Regions from separate parts of the Homo sapiens genome. Here region 2 is linked to region 1. A link is an interaction called in ENCODE POLR2A ChIA-PET data of the cell type or tissue named here. Cell type or tissue: GM12878. All regions are shown on one strand. Each heading gives the region's core, and the rest is flanking DNA. Links, peaks and the distances in the headings are about the cores only.

What was found. Peaks named below come from ENCODE experiments on the same cell type or tissue, not always from the same donor. Only the 100,000 strongest peaks of a DNase experiment are listed, where the experiment ranks them.
Region 2: POLR2A ChIA-PET joins it to region 1 with 5 read pairs; 2 of 35 experiments call an interaction of 5 or more read pairs at or near these places.

The regions. Positions count from the first base shown.
Region 1 is chr16:81,727,381-81,733,123 of GRCh38, reverse strand. No RefSeq gene overlaps it. Among named protein-coding and RNA genes, the nearest start is that of PLCG2, 49 kb to the left of the region's middle. In GM12878, for the core only: a CTCF peak has its summit at 2,694 (motif pointing right); DNase peaks (open chromatin) are centred at 2,581 and 2,811; H3K4me3 peaks cover 998 bases; H3K27ac peaks cover 934 bases.
Region 2 is chr16:81,946,355-81,952,097 of GRCh38, reverse strand. All of the region lies in intron 31 of PLCG2 (phospholipase C gamma 2), which reads right to left. Among named protein-coding and RNA genes, the nearest start is that of SDR42E1, 62 kb to the left of the region's middle. In GM12878, for the core only: no CTCF peak of the experiment used is centred there; no DNase peak of the experiment used is centred there.

The DNA of each region.
Region 1 (5,743 bases), core at 562-5,561:
AGGGAAATCTCCTTCCCAGGTTCCGGGTTCACTCCTGTCCTCCAGCCACCCCCAGCCCAAGGCAGGTGATGCTTGATCTTCATGCTGCCTGCCTGGACTAGAGAAAGGCAGCTAGCAAGAGGTGCCTGGGTGGGGAGAGGTGACCACAGCAATGTCCTCCAGTCTACAGGTCAGGGCAGTGTGACTTTCTGGGAGTCAAGTGGACACCAGGAGGCAGTAAGCCTGAGATAGCTTCCTGTTATGCCACCCAGAAAGGAAGAAGAGACCCAGCAGGGGGCAGCGGGAGGTGGCCCACAGGGGGAAGGGGCTGGGGGGAATATGGCCTGGGGACCATCACCTCCACCCCTGCCTCATGGGGTCTCTCCCAAAGCTCACACCTGGACCACCATTTGAACATCCCTGTTGTCAGCCAGAGAAGCAGCAATGGCCTACGGAGGACAAGGGCAACCCCAGCAAAATGAGGCAGGTGCTCAGAAAAGGGAGGGGCTGAAGGAAACGTGAACTGAGTTTTGAGGCCAAAGTCTTAACTAGCTTAGACTGACTTTGTGCTACTAAAGGTATTTTAAGAAACTGGAAAAGCCCAGGCATGGCGGCTCACACCTGTAATCCCAGTGCTTTAAGAAGCCAAGGCAGGAGGATCACTGAAGGCCAGGAGTTTGAAACCAGCCTGGGCAACGTGGTGAGACCCCGTCTCTATAAAAAATTTAAAAATAGGCATGGTAGCACTGGCCTGTAGTCCCAGCTACTCAGGAGGCTGATGTGGGAGGATCACTTGAGCCCAGGAGGTGGAGGGTGCGGTGAGCTATGATGGTGCCAGTGCACCTCAGCCTGGGTGACAGAGTGAGACCCTGTCTCCAAAAACAAAAAATACATCTATTAAAAAAACAAACTGGAAAGATTTGACAGAGCAGTCCATAGCGCCAAGAAGAACACCATTTCACACATGTGCTCCAGGGAACACATGTGTGAACACATATGTGCTCAACAATAAATAAACCAGCGGCTTCCAAAATGTCCCTTGTAGGTCCTGGGGCCACAGGGAGGATTCCGTGACCTCATAAAGCATTCAGGACACTGCTTGGCACAAGGAGGGGCTCGGTCAATGTTCCTTAGTGAATAGGCATTGGAAACAGAACGGGGGGAGTGGAAGGAGGTCAGTAAGAGGCTTCTGGTTCCCTCTTCATGTGCTCCTGTGCAGGCCGGGTCTCACTAACGCAGGCTTCATCACAACGGCTTCGGCACTGACCGAGTAGTTCAGTGAAACATTAATAGCTGAGAGAGCCAGTGCCCTTCTACAAAGGCTGGAATGTCACAAAAGCCCACCAAGAGTTTTGCCTGGGCCTTTCCTGGGCCTTGAAGCATGACAGGATAACGAAGGAATTCTTAACAGGACCTGTTTAGGATTAAACAAGTTTTACTGGGGGTCTGAAATAACTCCCCAGGCCTCCACAGGCAAGTTTATTGGGGGTCTGAAGGAACTCCCCAAACCCCCATGATTTAGCAGGAGACAAGATAAGGGTAATCACCGCAGCACCTGGACCCATTTAGATTAAATAAATTTACTGAGGCTCCAGAGGAAGAGCTTCAGGACTCAGACCTTAGTTATAGAAGTTAATCACGGCTAGGCATGGTGGCTCAAGCCTGTAATCCCAGCACTTTGGGAGGCCCAGGTGGTTGGATCACAAGATCAGAAGGTCGAGACCAGCCTGACCAACATGGTGAAACCCTGTCTCTACTAAAAATAGAAAAATTAGCCTGGGCGGGGTGGTGCATGCCTGTAATCCCAGCTACTCAGGAGGCTGAGGCAGGAGAATTGCTTGAACACAGGAGGCACAGGTTGCAGTGAACTGCAGTGCACTGCACTCCAGCCTGGGTGACAGAGTGAAACTCCGTCTCCAAAAAAAAAAAAGAAAGAAAGAAAGAAGTTAATCACTTATGTCTTTAGATGAATACACACTCAGACGTAGACATATAGCTTAGAAGGTACATAATCTCTGGAAAACTTTGTAATTTTGAGTTGGTCTGGGGATAATTTCCAGGCCTTCTCCCTGCACCCGGTTACAGAAATCAACTCCTTCCTTTCCCCGTTCATCTGCATCTCGTTATTGGGCCGCGAGAATAAGCAGCCCCACCCTCAGTTTGGTCCGGAAACACTCCTGTTAAGGGGACGACGACAGGAGCATGCCAGAACACTCTTATGCCAAGACAACTTCCAGATTGGGGACTGAGTCCGCCCCTGAGAGGGCAGTCCCTGGACCCCAAGGTGGGGAAGCCTGGGCCCCCATCTCAGGGGGTTCCCCATCCGCTACCCCAGGAGCCAGCGCAAGGCCGAAGCCACGTCTGGGCGGCAAGGGTCGGGGCGGGCTGGGTGCAGCAGGGAGCCCCGCCCATTCTGGGCATCCTGCCTCTGGCAGGGTTGTGCTCTTAGGTGGAGCCACCGCCTGCAGGACCCAGGTCTGTGCCCTCTGCTTCCCTCAGCCTCACAGAGCCTCCCAGCCCGGGCTCCCGCAGCTGCAACGCTGGGCAGGGAAGCCGGGTCTCCATGACAACGTTGACGTCACCGGCCCGGGGCTGGGAATTGCCTCCCGCCCCCAGCAGCGGCCAGGCCCAGCCCCAGCCCGGATCTGCAGCAGCTGGGACCCCAGGAGCGTTGGCGCCTCCGACCCTGTCCTCTGACCTTCCCGTCCTGGCCACCAGGGGCAGACAGGCGTGAACGGGCCAGCCAGGCTCTCACCTGCCTGCCACCTTCCCGAGATCCCGCTTCTTCCCGCCCTTCCCTTTTGTCCTCAAATTGCTCTCAGCTGGTTGCAAGCTCAACAGACCTCGCTTCCTGTTTCATTAACTGGAAACCCCCTCCCGGGAGAATGTGCATTTTAATAGAATGTGGGGAGCGATGAGCTCGCTGCTCTCTCGATGGCTTCACCTCTGCCTCCCTTTACTCCACAATACAGAACAACTCCCAGGCCGGGCGCAGTGGCTCACGCCTGCAATCCCAGCACTTTGGGAGGCCAAGGCGGGCGCATCATCTATGGTCGGGAGTTCGAGACCAGCCTGACCAACAAGGTGAAACCCCCGTCTCTACTAAAAGTACAAAAATTAGCTGGGCATGGTGGCGCATGCCTGTAATCCCAGCTACACGGGAGGCTGAGGCAGAAGAATCACTAGAACCCGGGAGGCGGAGGTTGCGGTGAGCCGAGATCACGCCATTGCACTCCAGCTTGGGCAACAAGAGCAAAACTCCATCTCAAAAAAAAAAAAAAAAAAAAACAAAAAACCTCCCAGATTATCATATAGCCCCTCCCACATCCCGGGCGTCTACCCTGTAACAGCTTCCCACTGCCCTAGTGCTGAGACTTCAGAGGCCTCGGCTCTCTACAGCGGCCCAGACCCCCGTACCTCCTCCTGTTCCTCCTCCTCCTCCTCCCCACTTCCAGCATCTGTTCCGCCGACGAATTGCCAGGCTCTGCCTCGGGGCCTCCGCACATGCTCTTCCCTCTGCCTGCAAGGCAGTTTCCTCCTCCGCCTCCCCTCGGGCTGGAGACTCCAGCTGCTCTCCAGGCCTAGGCTCGCAGGTGAGCTCAGTGCTGCCCCCTCTTGAAGGCGCTCACAGCAGCCTGCACTTCCTTTCGGCCCTCCTTGCTGTCCCCAGGGTGAGGACAGTTAACAATAACGTGGTGTGTGTTTCCAAACAGCGACAAGAGACGTCTGAATGTTCTCACCACAAAGAAATGATCAAGGTTTGGGGTGATGGATTTGCTGGTTACCCTGATTTGATCATTACACAATGTATACATGTATGGAAACCATAAATATGTACCATTGCCAAGTATTGTGAACCCCAAAGTATCTGAGACAGGGCTCAATCAATTTAGAGAGTTTATTTTGCCAAGTTTAAGGACGTGCCGGTGACACAGCCTCAGGAGATCCTGAATGTGTCGAAGGAGGTCAAGGTACAGCTTGTTTTTATACATTTTAGGGAGGCGTAATACGTCAATATGTGTAAGACTGACATTGGTTCCATCTGGAAGCGTGGGACAACTCAAAGTGTGCAGGGCCTTCCAGGTTGTAGATGGATGTAAATTTTTCTGATTGCCAATTGGTTGAAAAGTTATTATCGGTAGTAAGAAATGTCTGAGTCGTGGCCGGGTGCCGTGGCTCACGCCTGTAATCTCAGCAGTTTGGGAGGCTGAGGTGAGTGGATCACTTGGGGTCAGGAGTTCGAGACCAGCCTGCACAACATGGTAAAACCCCATCTCTACTAAAAATACAAAAATTAGCCAGGTGTGGGGTCACATGCCTGTAACTGCAGCTACTTGGCAGGTTGAGGTGGGTTGAACCTGGGAGGTGGAGGTTACAGTAAGACAAGATCATGCCACTGCAGTCCAGCCTGGGCAACACAGTGAGACCCTGTGAAGAAAGAAAGAGAAAGAAAGGAAGGAAGGAAGGAAAGAAGGAAAGAGAGGGAGGGAAGAAAGGAAGGAAGGAAAGAAAGGAAGAAAAGAAGGAAGGAAGGGAAGGAAGGAAAGAAAGGCAGGGAGGAAGGAAGGAAGGAGAGAGAGAGGAAGGAAGGAAGGAAGGGAGGGAGGGAGGAGGGAGGAAGGGCATGCTGGCTCACGGAAAGGAAGGAAGGAAGAAAGAAAGAAAGACAGCCGGGCGTGGTGGCTCACGCTTGTAATCCCAGCACTTTGGGAGGCCGAGGCAGGCTGATCATGAGGTCAGGAGATCAAGACCATCTTGGCTAACACAGTGAAACCCCGTCTCTACTAAAAATACAAAAAAATTAGCCAGGCATGGTGGCAGGCACCTGTAGTCCCAGCTACTCGGCAGGCTGAGGCAGGAGAATGGCGTGAACCCAGGAGGCGGAGCTTGCAGTGAGCCGAGATGGCGCCACTGCACTCCAGCCTGGGCGACAGAGAGAGACTCTGTCTCAAAAAAAAAAAAAAAGGAAGGAAGGAGAAAGACAGAAAGACAGAAAGAAAGGGAGGGAGGGAGGGATGGAGGAAGGAAGGAAAGAAGGAAGGAAAGAAAGAAAGAAAGAAAGAAAGAAAAGAAAAGAAAAGAAAAGAAAAGAAAAGGTCTGAGTTGCCATATGGGTTGTAGAGACCAAGGTGTTATCATGCAGATGGTGCCTTCACGTAACAGGCTTCAGAGAGAATAGATTGTAAATGTTTCTTATCAGACTTAAGGTCTGTGTTAAAGCTGGAGGGTATAATAAGAAATGTCCAACCCCCTCTTCCATGACGGCCTGAACTAGATTTTCAGGTTCATTCTAGAATGTCCTTGGCCTAGAGGAGGGGTCCATTCAGAAGGTTGCAGGGCCTTACAATTTTATTTTTGGTTTACAGTGTCCATTAAAAACAAAATAGAATGCAAAACAAAAAGGAAAATGATTTGTATGATCATTTGTTTAGCAGCTGCCTCCATCCCCACACTGTATGTGGCCTGAGGGTGAGGATGGCATTAGTTCCATTCACTCCTGAGTCCCCAGTGTGCCCAACACACAGTAAGTGCTCAACACATATTTTTAGATGGCCTTATTGAGGTTTAATTGACACACCGTTCAATTCACCCTTAGAAAGTGTGCACTGCAATGGTATTTAGTGTATTCAGAACTGTGCAGACATCATCATGGTCGATTTTAGAACCTTTTCATTACCCAAAAATGATACCCTGTACCTGTGGGCAGTCACCCTCCTATCCCCCATCCCCCTCAGCCCTAAGCAAGCACTAACCTACTTTCTGT
Region 2 (5,743 bases), core at 298-5,297, 220 kb before region 1:
AAATGTGTTATGGTTTTTGTCAGTATCACAAATGGGATGTCCCATTTGTCCCTTCCTCCCACACCACATTTCTGTTTGTTACTTCTAGAACAGACAGAAGTGGTTACGTTCAATAAATACAAGAAAAATAAACATCAGTCTCTTTAAAATTGAAGTCTTCCTGTTTTGTAAACTATACAATCAGAATTTGTACAGTTTAAATTTGTATACAATAGAGATCACTCGACCTTTTTTCTAAAATTATACTGATTATTTCATTTGGCTGTTTACATTTATGGCATCTACTAGTTTATGCTTTTTTCATATTTAATTTGTTGCTAACTGTGCTGGTGTTAAACCATCCTTGCATTCCAGAATAAATGCTTAGTTGTAATATATTGCTCTTCTAGTAAACAGCTGGATATTTGCTATTTTTTGAAGTTTAACATCTATATTCACACATGACATTGGTCTACGGCTGAATGAGGTTAGGGGAAAGCTAGGAGTACTATCTTTCTCCAGTTTTGATATGAAAGTTGTATAGCTTCAAGACAGAAGAAGGATTTCCATTGTTCTTCTTACTTTGGTGGAGTGAAATTGGAATTACGTTATTTAAATGAAGACAAAACTAAGCTATAAAACCATCTAGATCCTAAACCTGTTTTATCTAATAGGTGTTTTAACTTTTCTACTGCTTTTCAGAACAATTTTAGCCTATTTACATTCTTTAAGGTAATCATCCATTTGCTGTAGTTTATTATTTGGGGTTCAGTCTCCTTTCCAGTATTTACTCTTACATGTTTTTCCTCTTTATTCTTTTATTAAGTAGGCAAAGAGTTTAACTGGTCTTTTGAGGGCTGGACACAGTGGCTGACACGTGTAATTCCAGCACTTGGGGAGGCTAAGGCAGGAGGATCTGAGAGCAGCCTAGGCAGCAAAGCAGGGCCCTGTCTCCACACACACACACAAATTTTAAATTAGCCAGGCATGGTGGCATATGCCTGTAGTCCCAGCTACTCAGGAAGATCACTTGAGCCCAGGAGGTCAAGGCTGCAGTGAGCCATGATCACACCACTGTATTCCAGGCTGGGTGACAGAAAAAAACACTGTCTCAAAACAAAATTTGGCCTTTTTGATAAACCAGAATGTTTTATTCTTTTTATCCTTTTATTTTTATTTGTGTTTTATTCAGTTGGTTTCTATCTCTTTTATTCCTTTGTTCTATTTTATTGGTGTTTTAAAAGTTCTGAAGATGAATACTTAGTAGTACATACGTCTTCATTCTTTGTGAAGTTTTAAGGCAAGCACTTTCCTCTTCTAAATGTAACTATGGCATAAATGTTTTACTTTCTAAGTAATTTACTTGTTTTAGTATATTTAGAAAATTATTATCTTCAAATTGTGAGCAATTTTGCCATCTTTTTGTGTCTTTTGAATCTAGTCCAGTTACAGCCAATGACTTAGGAAATCATTATTTTTAAAAAATGTATTAAAGTTTTCTAACGAATGCAATCAAATTTATGAAGTTTGAGACAGAAGAAAATAGTGTATGTTATCCATTTGTAGGACACAAAGTTGTATATTTCTTAAGGCAAATTATTTTGATATTATGTCTTTGCTGATTTCTTATATACAAGACTTTCCAAATTCTGAAAGATTTTTTCTTTATACAGTTGTCTTTGTATATGTAGGAATTTTTGTCTTATATACTTAGGTACTATGCTATTTGCTAATGACTTTTATATCCCTTTAGAAAACAAGCATTTTATCATCACATATTGTTCGTCTTAATACACTGTAGTACTTCTGATCGTAAATTCTAGATTGATGTTAACTTTTCCTTCCCAATTTTCCCAGTAACTCTTCCATCCATTCCTATTTGTTTTATTTACCTTGCCTTTAGGCCTCTTGTTGTAAACACTGCAGGTAGATTTCTTTTCTAATAGGAGGATTCAGCCTATTCACCAAATTAAATGTAAGTTCTTATCCATTTCACTTCAATTACTACACATTTTACCTTGCTTTAACTTATTCTGATTCTTTACATTATTTTTACTCTCTTGGTCAAGTTTATGTTGATCTCCTTTTTTCCTCCTTATTTCTTGTCTGTTTTTCAATTCTGACAGTGGTTACCCTCAGTCTAACAATGCTAACTAAAATCACAGTTTCCTTTAACATCAGATGTAGCATTAAATCTCCCTCTGCAGTATAGTTTATTTACTGACTGATTCCCTAGTCGTCAAAGTTGAAATAACCTTTAGCATACCTTTATTTTACCTTTCCATGCCTTTGCTTTGTTGATACTTGATTATTTTTTAGCTTTTGATTGTCATTTTTTATCATGGTATATTTCTTCCAATTCAAAAATCCTTATTTGATATTTACCATGACAAAATTTTTATCACACTGTCATCATCCTGTAAGATGTAACTGTACTGCAAAATTAATTATTCACTGGTTTCCCTCTCTTCACCTCCCTATCTAAAAGTTTTCTTTTCTGACTAAAATAATCATCGATTCAGGGGCTGCCTCAAGATTTCCCTTGAGTAGGATACATGATATATCTAAAATATTGCATACCTTGAAATTCCTTGACATGTCGGGGGCTGGACACTGAATTATTCCGTCTTCCTAGTCCACATTCTACCCACTTTGGGAGTCTTTTAGTTTTCAGCACCAAAGAGGACAAGTCTGATATTAGACTTATTCAGTTTCCTTTATACACAACTAGTGTGCTGGAAGTCCAGGTTTTTAAATTTATCCTTGGAACTTAACATTTTTACTGAAATATTACTGAGGGTATGGATGTGTTTTCTATTCATCTCACCTGCAACCAAGTGGGCCCTCAGAAGCAGCAGATTAGAGAAACACTTCCTTTATTCGCTATTTCATTAATAGCTCTCCACCGTCTGTTTAACTTTGTCCTTTGGGACATGCTTTCATATTAGGTCCTTGGCATCTGTCCTCCCAGCCCACCTTTTCCTTTCTTTCCATCTCATGGTGGGGTTGCCCTAGATTGTGAGACTTTTCCTTCACATTATCTTTGGTGTCACTAATGCAGATCTCTTTATATACTGAATTTTTTAATGCAACAAATCAGGTCTATTCTCTGAATTCCAGAAAGCTTTCTCCAGTGCTCTCCTTGGATGTCTTTGAAAGATCCTATGAGTTATGTGTTACAGTTCTCATCATCTGAGGTTTCCACTGGCTCAGTTTCAACTGCCAGCCATCTATTCCAGGTGTGTACCTTAGTCTGTCTTCCTCTTTTTCCACTGCATGCTCATGGTTTTGTGTGTTCAGTAGTCATGTCACACTCTTGGGTCATGGATGTTAAACACAGCAGTTTTTGCTCTTTGGAGCCAGCATTAGGCAAACTGACCAACTTTAGCTGATGAGGCATAAGGAGGGCCTTTGTGTCCCTCCAGGTCTCCCCAGGTGTAAGGAAATCTTTCCCAACCTCAAAAACCAGGACCAGCTCAGTGCCAGAGTGCAGCTCCCAGTCCTGGACCTCCAGGATTCTAAAGTGTGCAATCTTCTACAAAGGGATTCAAGCATCTGCTCTAGGATAAGCCTTAATCTAGTGCACAACATCCTGGGTTTTCTTCCACTCTAAAGAAGGGCCTCTCCACCCCTTGCAGGTTAGCTCCTACCCAGCACAAAACAGAACCCAGTCCACCCAGGATCAGTACTAAACAGGTCGTGGGGCAGCCAGTTTTCTCAAATGTGCCCTCCAGAAATGGCCAGTTTGCCCATGGAAGATGATGACTATTTAAGCTTTCCTATTTTCCCCAGTCCCATTCTTCGGGATCTCACCATGTTAAATCATTCCAGTGGAGGCCTATTCCAGTTAATGGCAAGATGGGATATAATACGACAACTTAGGAGAAACTATTTACTTGCAGAGAACAATTTGACATGCAGATAAAAATACATGGTCCTTTTTTCTTTGATTTATTATTCCATTGCTAAATATCTAGCCTTGGGAAATAATTTTTAATCAGAAAATATTACATGAAGACCTATATTATTTATAAAGTAAAGAACTGCCAACGACTTGACTCTCCGTTAGTAGGAGCATAAGTGAATTAGGGACCCATACCTGATGAAACAGGCATCAATGGCTTTGAAAATCATTTAAAGTCGTCTGTGAAGTAGAAAAGGGCACCTGTATGAATCTGACTATGGAAATATCATATACAAAAAATCATAAGGCAATGGAAATCTACCAAGATGGTAACGGTCGTTAGATACAGGCTATCTGGGGGACTCTTTTCAACTCCCCCACCTTTCTTACATCTTAAATAAAATACAGTAGGTAATAAAATGGTGCTAAAAATACTCTTTATAAACTAAACAAACATACTGCTAGCAAAGTAAAGGACTGCGACTTGATAAAGTAATTGTGACATGTAAATGGCTTCTTCAGAAGGTGTGTAAAGTGCTTATTGACAGTTTTCTGGGGCTGTAAACTCTATCTCAGCAAAGGTTTTATGAGTAAACTCCATCTTAGCCCTTACTGGATCAATCATTTGCTCAGAAAAGTCTGCATTGAGGCTGTTTACCAGAGTTTCTCCCTGGCTTCCAGAGGATATGGTGATAAATAAAAGGTATGACCGTGGGCATTAAGGAGAAAGCCCAGGTCTACCGAATGCAATTCAGCTCGGCTTCCAAGAGCGACTCTTCATCCCAGTGTGGACAGAAATGCCGAGCTGCACCTGTGAGTGGCACAGAACCAGGTGACAGATGTGGAATTAAATGAAATCTCAAGACCTAGCAGCTGAACTAAAGAAAACTTTCAGAAAGCAGATTTGTGAGCGTCGACTTTCCATTTAGAACCCCACACAACGCCCCTGGCTCCCTACAGTGGCAGCCCCGGCATTAAGCTTCCCTCATCAAGGAAGTCAAATCTGCATCAACACAATTTTCTTTTAAATATACTAATTTTCTCTGCTGCTGGTGATACCTAATCACTTAAATTATTTATAATGTTTCCGGTTGTTTACAACAGCCTTGCAGAGCAGCGGGCCTAGGCAAATGCTGCCCTACCACAATCTAAAACCATTTTTATCACTTGACTTTTCTGTGAAGTGTCTGCGGAGGGGTTTTATGTATAGAGAGAAGCAGCACTGGTTCCCTTTCCCCGGGCAATAGATGCACAAATCCCAGATCTTCAGTGAGCTGGGGAGGGATAAGCTTCACTAAGCAAAGGGTCTGCTTCACTAAGCAAAGGGTCTTCATGCTCACTGGTTTAAGGCTTCTGCTAAAGCCCAGGTTTTACAGTTTTACCATTCAGCTAAATTAATTGATCCCACTAATTCTATATCTGAGTATTGATCCTAAGGAAAGAATTCTGGCGTAAAGGAGGAAAAAGGTACTCACCTAAAGCTGTGCATGATCGCCTTATTTGTAAATGGATTCCATCTAAATGCTCAGCTTGGGGGGTGATTAATTTATGGTCATTCTACTTGATTGGAGGCTATCAGACTTTTTGATAGGATTCCTAAAGATGCACTGGCACCAAAAAGCATCCAGAAAGGATGAGTCTATCTAGGAAGGCATCATCTGGCCTGGCTCTTGCTGAAGTGAAACTATGGGGAACTTACAAGTACCGGCACCCTTTCCTACACTGCCTACACAGAATCACACAGCATTCTCCAGGAAAGGAGGATGCTGGGAGGGAAAACCCAGGACACTCTGGGGAATTAGCAAAAAGGAATTCTTGTATGATGTCTCATGCTTGGGCTAGACAATTCTGAATGGGCTT